Regions from separate parts of the Homo sapiens genome. Here region 2 is linked to region 1. Evidence: chromatin loops called from intact Hi-C (ENCODE). Cell type or tissue: Calu3. All regions are shown on one strand. Each heading gives the region's core, and the rest is flanking DNA. Links, peaks and the distances in the headings are about the cores only.

What was found. Hi-C counts contacts between places; a loop is a spot of excess contacts. Peaks named below come from ENCODE experiments on the same cell type or tissue, not always from the same donor. Only the 100,000 strongest peaks of a DNase experiment are listed, where the experiment ranks them.
Region 2: a loop joins it to region 1, with 3 times the contacts of the local background. A loop is called at or near these places in 2 of 110 quality-filtered maps.

What each region holds. Positions count from the first base shown.
Region 1 is chr6:161,090,148-161,094,550 of GRCh38, reverse strand. It overlaps MAP3K4 (mitogen-activated protein kinase kinase kinase 4), which reads right to left. Exons shown (of 27, transcript NM_005922.4): 12 at 3,011-3,172; 13 at 2,408-2,541; 14 at 1,495-1,573; 15 at 700-778. Among named protein-coding and RNA genes, the nearest start is that of AGPAT4-IT1, 70 kb to the left of the region's middle. In Calu3, for the core only: no CTCF peak of the experiment used is centred there; no DNase peak of the experiment used is centred there.
Region 2 is chr6:160,748,175-160,752,577 of GRCh38, reverse strand. PLG (plasminogen) reads right to left here. Exons shown (of 19, transcript NM_000301.5): 18 at 318-463. Among named protein-coding and RNA genes, the nearest start is that of PLG, 48 kb to the right of the region's middle. In Calu3, for the core only: a CTCF peak has its summit at 2,178 (motif pointing left); a DNase peak (open chromatin) is centred at 2,197.

The DNA of each region.
Region 1 (4,403 bases), core at 165-4,164:
CTTACAAATACAGTTTTGTTTTATTTACAAACTATCTCAAGAACGGCATAAGACACAGCTTTTTTTGACATATATTTTGTTTTCAACATTTCAACATATACTATAAAAGTGTTAATCATTCATTGTTACTGTAAAATTGTACATAAACTGTAACCAAAAATTGTAATTGAAGTAATATATATAGCAGCATAACTTAACTTGATTTTTTAAACAGTAAAACCAAATCAGAATTTACTACAGCTGGTGGGAAGATGGGTACTTGGGAAAGCTGTGGAGAAATGGACACTGCTCTCCTCAAAGGTGAGGAACGGGGGACAGGGAAGTGATCTGCAGCCACCTGCAGCAGGGGCAGTTCCTGTTGCTTGGCAGACAACGCCCTCTTCCAGTCTTTCCTCCCCATCAGAAAAGATGGTAAGGGGGAAAAAAGAATGGTAGTGTTGGTATAGAAAGAAATGTGTAATTGAATACTGCTGGCTGGTATGGAATAGCGTATGGCTGACGTTTTAATCTTCCTGTCAGATTTAGAAAGGTTGCTGCGGAGTTCTCTATCTACACACCTCATTTCTGTCCCTCTCATTGTCGTTTTCCTGAATACTGTTAAAACACCTCTTATACCATTTTAAACGACTGCAATTACAAGAGGATCTGTCCACTCAAATCATTATGTTCCAGAAGAAATGCTGTTAACGGCTGTCTTACCAAGGTACAAACCTGTAACAGGACTGTGTGGTTTTCCTATGACATGGCCAATGCATTCATTCATCAAGGCTTGTAAACTCTAGAAACCAAAAGAAAATGGGAAAGGTAAAGAGAAAACATGCATACTTTCTTAATTATGTAAGTAGCACAAATTAATTTTCAGTATATTTTTAAAAACATGCTACCCAAAATATTTTCAGTTAGTTTAAAAGAAAATAGGTATAAACACAAATTGTATGTAATTTAAAATAATACAGTGTATTTCATTTTTATAAGTAAAAGCAAATTAGCTGTCAATTTCCCATAACACAATAACGTGTACAAGCAAAGAACTTTTCATGTAATCGTCTCTACTACTGGGAGAATAAAATAAATGAATTCACACTTTGAGCAATATCATGCTAATCTGATGACACTTATCAGACTAACAGTGATAATATTTAACACGAGCATGATGCTCTCAAAATGATGCACACTGAGGTAAAAGAGCTAATCCTTGTTCTGCCCCAAAGCAGCAGCTATGATGGCAGTAAAAATATAAATCTCACAAATATTTTAGAAGGGCCAGGGTTTACAAACCAGACATTGACTTAGTTGAACACTAATGTTACAAAAAGAAAAAAAATCTTACTCTGCTATGAGGAGTACTTTAATTTCTCAGCATTATCATTACATGATATGCTGAGATTAATATCTCATGAAAAAAACCACTATTACATATAAAACATATACAACCAGAAAATAAGGAGTGACTGGCTTATTTTATAATGAAAAAAACTTTAGAATAATCCATACCAAGAAGTCATCTTCTGGTAAAGCTGAAATAAAGGCAGGTTCAATTGCTTGTAGAAAATCAAATCCTTGAGTCGCCCACCTGGTACACGAAAAAGTTCAGTAATCACATAACAACCAAGAAAACGCTGTAGCAGTTTTAGACTGTACAATACTGAAAAGTAACATAATTATAATTACTATTTAGGACAAGACACTTTTTTTTGCTTGGGTTCAGTAAGTTTACAGCGTGACCTTTTGGAAAGGAGAATAATTTTTTAAAATTTAATTTTGTTTTGAAACCAATGGGAAGCATGGAAGAGGATTTTAGACATGATAGGTGCCATCTGTAATTCAACAATTATTTATTTGTAATTCAACAAGTATTTATGAGTTTTGTAACACAAAGTTCCTACTTTGAATCTCAGATGCAGCAAATGTGTTTTCTCTAACTTGGAGAAATTGCTTAATGACTTTAAGAAAGTGCCCCATGCTATCCCTCCATTACAAATTACAGAACACTCAGCTATTTCTCACACAGTCATGACACTTTAATAACTATGTTTACTTTAGTGGAGCTAGTATTGAGCCTCACAGACGATTCACCCATTTCACCCCTGCAAATTCCAAAATGGTTTCTTAATGAATAAATTTCATGAGGGAGGAAAATACATTAGTCATCAGGAAGACTTGTCAAAGGAGAACATGAGTTCCCTTAAAGGTAACTCAAATTTGGAACAAATTTAAAAAAAAATTTTTTCCCAAGAGTTACGCAGTTTTCTCTACATATTTTTCCATTAAAAAAAACCTGATCACCGAAGAGTTTAGAGTGTTCCCTTCTGTGTCGTCTGCTCAAAAAGAATCCCACAGAACATATATGAACAAATACCACCAAGCCCACATGACACATTTCAGAAACATCCTACTTGGTCATTACCTGGGTCTTGTACCTCTACCACTCTCACATTTAGTCAGGACATAATTCATCCACTTCCGGGCAAAGCTTATATATTTGTCTCCTATCTTCTGTCTAAACTCCCCAGACATCAAACGAACAACTTCTTTATGATACTGTAAGAAGATTTCATGTATATCAACATTAAGGAAATGATCATTAAATAATATCACACACTATAATGCCATGTCTAAAATGTTTTCTAAAAACAAAAAGTGAAATCCAATTAAAATTTCTATATTTTGAATAGTATGAAGAATTATGGAAAGTACAGTGTTTCAAAATGCAGTTTCATAAATGTTTTACTCCTGAGTTTAAATTAAGAATGTGCTTTTATGACATAAAACATCTCTTTAAAGTTTTAAAATGTAAGTAGATGGCTGTTAGCACAAAATAAAAGTTGGACAATTACCTAACAGTTTAAAAGTAAACTAACATCTCTGATATACAGCAGTGATATAAGATGATATTCTTGATTAAGCTATGATTACAATATCAGATTTACTGTAAAAGGTTCCAAAAACTTTCTGTAAGTTATCAAGCAATTACTAAATTGTACCGTGTTTCCTCTTATTTTGAACCTACCTCAAATCCAAAATTGTACCCCTGAATCATTGCTTCTCGGTAGTACTGTTGCAAGGTGACAGATTCAGATTCATCAACCTCAGCATCAAATTCTGATGTGAACATGTGGTCCACGCGGTCAATGGCATTGCTTATCCTGTTGCATAGCTCCAATGCATCATTCTGAAGAGTCCAAACCATGATTAATGCAAAATGAAGCAAATCATACAATACTTACCACATTTTAAAGGAAGATTTCGTTCATCATCACACAGACATTAACCACTACAAACAATTCAGCCACTTGGTAAAGGAATTACCAAATATAGAAGAAATTATGTCATTTTATTTGGCATTCTTAAATAGAAGAGAAAAAAATGCATTTAAAATGATACAGTCTAGTTATAATCTGCTCTTGGAATAGATGCTTTTATCTTCAATATTTTTATACATCAACCACCTGTTGTTTTCTCCTCCTGGACGGTTGCTCAACCATAAGTACGGGTGCAATTCCACAGAGTGAAAAAGTCCATGTACTTCTAGATGACCTCCTCCGATCGTGCTGTCCTCATTTCCCTGCTACTCCCTAGTCCAGGGGTTCTCTTCTGGGGCAGATTTCTCCCCCTCCCCTCAGCGTCTGGAGACGTTGTCCAGAGAAGTTTTTGATGGTCAAAATTTGGAGGAAAAAGTGGAAGTACTGGGATATGGTGAGTAGAGGCCAGGGATGCTGCTAAACATCCTACAATGCGCAGGACGGCCCTCCACGACCAAGAGTTACGGGCCCAAACGTCCACATCCAAGAGGCTGAGAAGCCCTGCCCTGGCTCTAAACATCCTACAATGCGCAGGGCGGCCCTCCACGACCAAGAATTACGGGCCCAAACGTCCACATCCAAGAGGCTGAGAAGCCCTGCCCTGGCTCTAAACATCCTACAATGCGCAGGACGGCCCTCCATGACCAAGAGTTACGGGCCCAAACGTCCACATCCAAGAGGCTGAGAAGCCCTGCCCTGGCTCTAAACATCCTACAATGCGCAGGACAGCCCTCCACGACCAAGAGTTACGGGCCCAAACGTCCACATCCAAGAGGCTGAGAAGCCCTGCCCTAGCTCTAAACATCCTACAATGCGCAGGACGGCCCTCCACGACCAAGAGTTACGGGCCCAAACGTCCACATCCAAGAGGCTGAGAAGCCCTGCCCTGGCTCGAGCTTTTGTCACCTCTGTCAGCAACATCACAATAGCTCCAAATCGGTCTCTCTCTCTACCCACCCTTACACACGAGTGCACACAAGGTCTCCATCAGGCAATCCCCTTACTATGGTTACAAAATATTCTTCCAGCAATCCATAGAGAGAGATAACCTAAATATTTAGTTAATAAATGTTTATAGATAAATCAGACAAATCAGACCAA
Region 2 (4,403 bases), core at 215-4,214, 340 kb after region 1:
CCTCTACCTCCTTCCCTACCGGAAAAGTCACCACTTTAGTCCCTGGCCACCAGCACACCCCAGGAGGGTGAGTGGCCTGAGGTAGTTATGGCACTTAAAACTCGCTTGCTACTGATTTGGAACTCAAGCCCCAAGACATCCCCTTAGATGATCTGAATACGCATTCAGGGACAGATCTAGGAAGTTTCTAAACAACACTTAGACTGGGGTCTTCGGTTGAAAATCCTTGAATTTGCCACCTGGGGAATGAAGTCTGAGGGGCTGAGACTGAGACAAGAGAGCACAAGACTAACTTTGGTCTCTTGATCTTTGCTTACCTGGCAACTGTCAGTGCCTCCGGCCAAATGCCCAGCACAGAGTTCGGTGGATTGGACTCTTCCATTCAGAAACTCATAGCGATTGCACACTTTATTCTCAATCACAGGGAGCTGGGCTTCCTTGAGAAGGCCAGCTCCAAAAGTACCTGTGTTTAAAAAGATGAAAGAAATGGCAACTGCACCCAAAACACATTCAGGAGGATATTCCAGAACAGAGCAGCGGCACTGGACCTCCTGTCTGTGAGGCTGCAGAACACGAGGCAGCTCCCAATGCCGCTGGAGTCTCTGACCCTGCAGAGTGTAAACATCATATATGATTCTGTGTTCCTGAGCCCTGGAATTAACAATCTGGGCTTTGTCGTGTTGGTTTGGGGTTGGTTGTTGTTTCTTTACTTTTTGCTTTTAAAACTATAAAGAATAATGTTTAAAATGTAGAGTCTGAAAAATGCAATTGCTATTTTTATATACTCTTTTTTCAGATGTTTTAATATGCTTCTTTTACTAATTACATCATAACACAAAATTTCACATCTTGATTTTTTCACTCATCATTGTGTCATGAGTTTTGTATAATGCTATGATCTTCATAACTAATATGTTAAGGGGAGCTACTGCTTAATGAACATGAGGTTTCCTTTGGGAATGAGGAAAATGTTCTGGAAATATGATGATGGTTGCACATGATTGTGAATGTACTAAATGCCACTCAGTGGTACCTTCCAAAATGGTTAAAATAGTAAACCTTATGTTTTGTATATTTTATTGCAATAAAAAAGAATAGTCATCATTTACCAAGAATTAACCTTTCCAGACACAAGCTTATAATGCGATGTATCTCACTTAATCCTCGCAATAGTCCTGTGAAACAGGCACTTTTATCATTTCTGTTCTACTGTTAAGGAAACTGAGGCGTAAGGAGGTTGTGTAGTTCAGCCTGAGCCTGGGTCTGTGGAGTCACTGCCCAAATGCTTCCTCCCCATGCGTGTTGGCCCCACTCTTGCTTCCAGCTTTCCACATCTTTGTTCATAAAGTTCATTCTTATTCCTTAACATTTTCTGAGTCTAAGTTCCCATAAATTACATAGACATATTTCTGTCTCCCAATAACGTTGCCAAATTATTTTCTAAAAGGGTGTGACAGTGTACCGTGCCACTAGAAAACAATCACTTCACCTCACTTGTATGAGTCTTCAATTTTTAAAATATTAGCTAATCTAATAGGTTGAAATTGTCCTGATTCATTTTCTAATTTACACTTCTTTGACAATTAGGGAGAGTGAACATTCTAGTTGTATTTCTGCCTTTGTGAAAAACTGCTTTATTTTCTTTGCCAAATTGAAATAGAATGTCTGCAAAATTGCCAGAGAAAATGCCGTTTTTCCAGATAGACATGCCCAGGGATGTCTCAGTGTCGTCACAAATAATCTAGTTTTCCAATTTTGCAAGCCCAGGTTTCATTAAAATTTTGCAAAACTCTTTGCTTTGCGAGCATGACACAGGTAAGAACCGAGGCACTCTCTCTTTCCCCAAAGCCTTCGACTGCATTTAGATCATTGTCTCGGGTTCAGAAAACCGACACTGAATCTGGAGTTTACATGAGCAGCATGGAAGAGGCTCATCCCAGCGCCTGGCTCCAGAGCCCAGCTCAGCCCTATCTGGGCAGAGCTGCAGGGAGGAAGCTCCTCTTGACTACCAAGCATTGGGCAGTGGGTGCATCACCTGGACTGTGTAGTTGTGTGAGGGAGCACCCTTCTCAAAATGTTTTGCTGAAAATTAAGTTAGGTGTCACTGCTCTGGGATCTGCTCTCTGAGCAAGGCAAACACGCTGATAAGGGGGAAAACCCACCATGAGTTGCTGGGAAATTGATGCAATCTGTGAGTAGGTGCTGCCTTCCAGTGGTAGATGTAGAGATGGCACCTCTGAGGGCAGAAAGGCCACAGGTGACCTGAGGATTGAAGCCCTCCCCGATGGGGCGTTGGGGAGAGGGCAACAGGGAAAGTCCAGCAGCAGGATCAGCTCAGTGATTGCAGATGATGGCTGACCTGGAAAAACCCCTTGGCCTCAACACCTCCAAACTCTGCGTTTGGAATATCCAAGTCAGGGAACATCTGGAAACATGAAGGGAAGAGCAGGAGAATTTCAACTTCCCTCTGAGAAGCAGAGAACACCCATTGCTTCAATGTCATTATTGACATGTAGAAAATTGAGGAGCAGGCCTGAGTTATGTTTTGTGACTCATCCTGGTGGTTGGCGGTGGGACTGAAGAAACAGTGAGTGGGCTCTGGGCTCAAGGTCCAGCTACAAACTGGTTATGTGATGTCTATTGTTAATGATAGTGATGGTGGTGGTGGTGGTGGCAGTGGTGGAATGGTGGTGATGATGAGGGTTGTGATAAGGGTGGTAGTGATGGTGGTGGTAATGATAATTGTGCTGGTAGTGAAATGATGGTGACGGTGATGGTGGTGGGTAGTAATGATCATGGAGGTGGTGGCGGTGGTGATGGTGATGGTACTGGTGGTGGTAATGATAATGCTAATGGTGGTGGTAATCATAATTACTATCATGTTGATAGTGGTGATGATGGTTATGGTGATGATGGTGGTGATGGTGGTGGTAGTGGTGGTGGTGATGATGGTGGTGGTGATAATGGTAGTGATGATAATGGTGATGGTGGTGGAATGGTGGTGATGATGGTTGATAATGATGGTGATGGTGGTGATGATGGTGATGGTGATGTTGATGGCAGTAATGATGGGGGTGGTGGTGGTGGTGGTGGTGATGATAGTGATGGTAATGTTAATGGTGATGGTGGTGGAATGATGAGAGTGATGGTGTTGGTAGTGGTAGTGATGATGATGGTGGTGGTGATAGTGATGATGGTGATGTTGAGGGTGACAATGGTGGTGGTGGTAATGATAATTGTGATGGTGGTGGTGGTGATGATGTTGGTGGGGATGATGATGGTAGTTGTGGTTGCAATGTGGATGGTGATGATGATAATGATGATCATGAGGCATAATCTTAATCCTCACAATGACCTTATATGTTGGTACAGGTGAGAAAGCTGAGGCTAAAAGAGATTAACTAACTGCTCAATCTCACAAGGAAGATGGGAGAGCCAGAACTCACACACAGATCTTTATGATTTTAGCTTCGTGCTTTCATCAGTTGAGGAATTGTAGAGGATCTGTTTGCTTTTTGGCTGCCCAGCAGCCTATCACACTATATCCTATAATCCTGTTGAGGGAACTACACTTTGCCCCCATCTTGGTATGAGTGTGGTCCTGCGTCCACCTCCAGCATGGAACAGCTGATGCAGGTTGGAGTTAATCAGTGACGGGTTTAGGGGCAGGCTGGTGACACAAGTTCGACCTCTCAGAGCTGGAAGACTATTGTTTGTGTAATGGGGAGAGTGGCCTTCCTTATTTCTTTTCCTGGCAGAGCCAGAGCCACCACAGCATCTGCAGCCACGAGAATGTCACATTTGTGCCCAAGAATAATGGACAGGGTCTGGGGCCATGATGTGAGCCTGCAGAATTTTCAGTTCACTAATGATTTCTCTTTTTTGCTTAATCCAACTTAAGTTGCATTTTCTGTCACTTGCAAGAAAGAGTCATGTTAGATACAACTCTATTCCATATTATTATCAGGAGCTGCCATGATGGACTTCTTAGCATGTGCTTGGTGCTTGGTGCACTTTCTTATTGTTTCTCCCCCAATAGCCCTGCAGCCCACATTTCAGCTGAGGAAACAATCAACAAGAGTTCACAACCCACCCACCCTTCCTCCCTCCCTCCCTCCCTCCCTCCCTCCCTCCCTTCTTTCTTTCGTTCTCTTTCTTTCCCTTTCTTTCTTTCTTCCTTTCTTTCTTTCTTTCTTTCTTTCTTTCTTTCTTTCTTTCTTTCTTTCTCTTTCTTTTCTTCCTTCTTTCCTTCTTTCCTTCTTTCTTTCTTTCTCACATAGAGTCTCACTCTGTCACCCAGGCTGGAGTGCAGTGGCACAATCTTGGCTCACTGCAACCTCCACCTCCCAGGTTGAAGCGATTCTCCTGCCTCAGCCTCCTGAGTAGCTGGGATTACAGGGGTG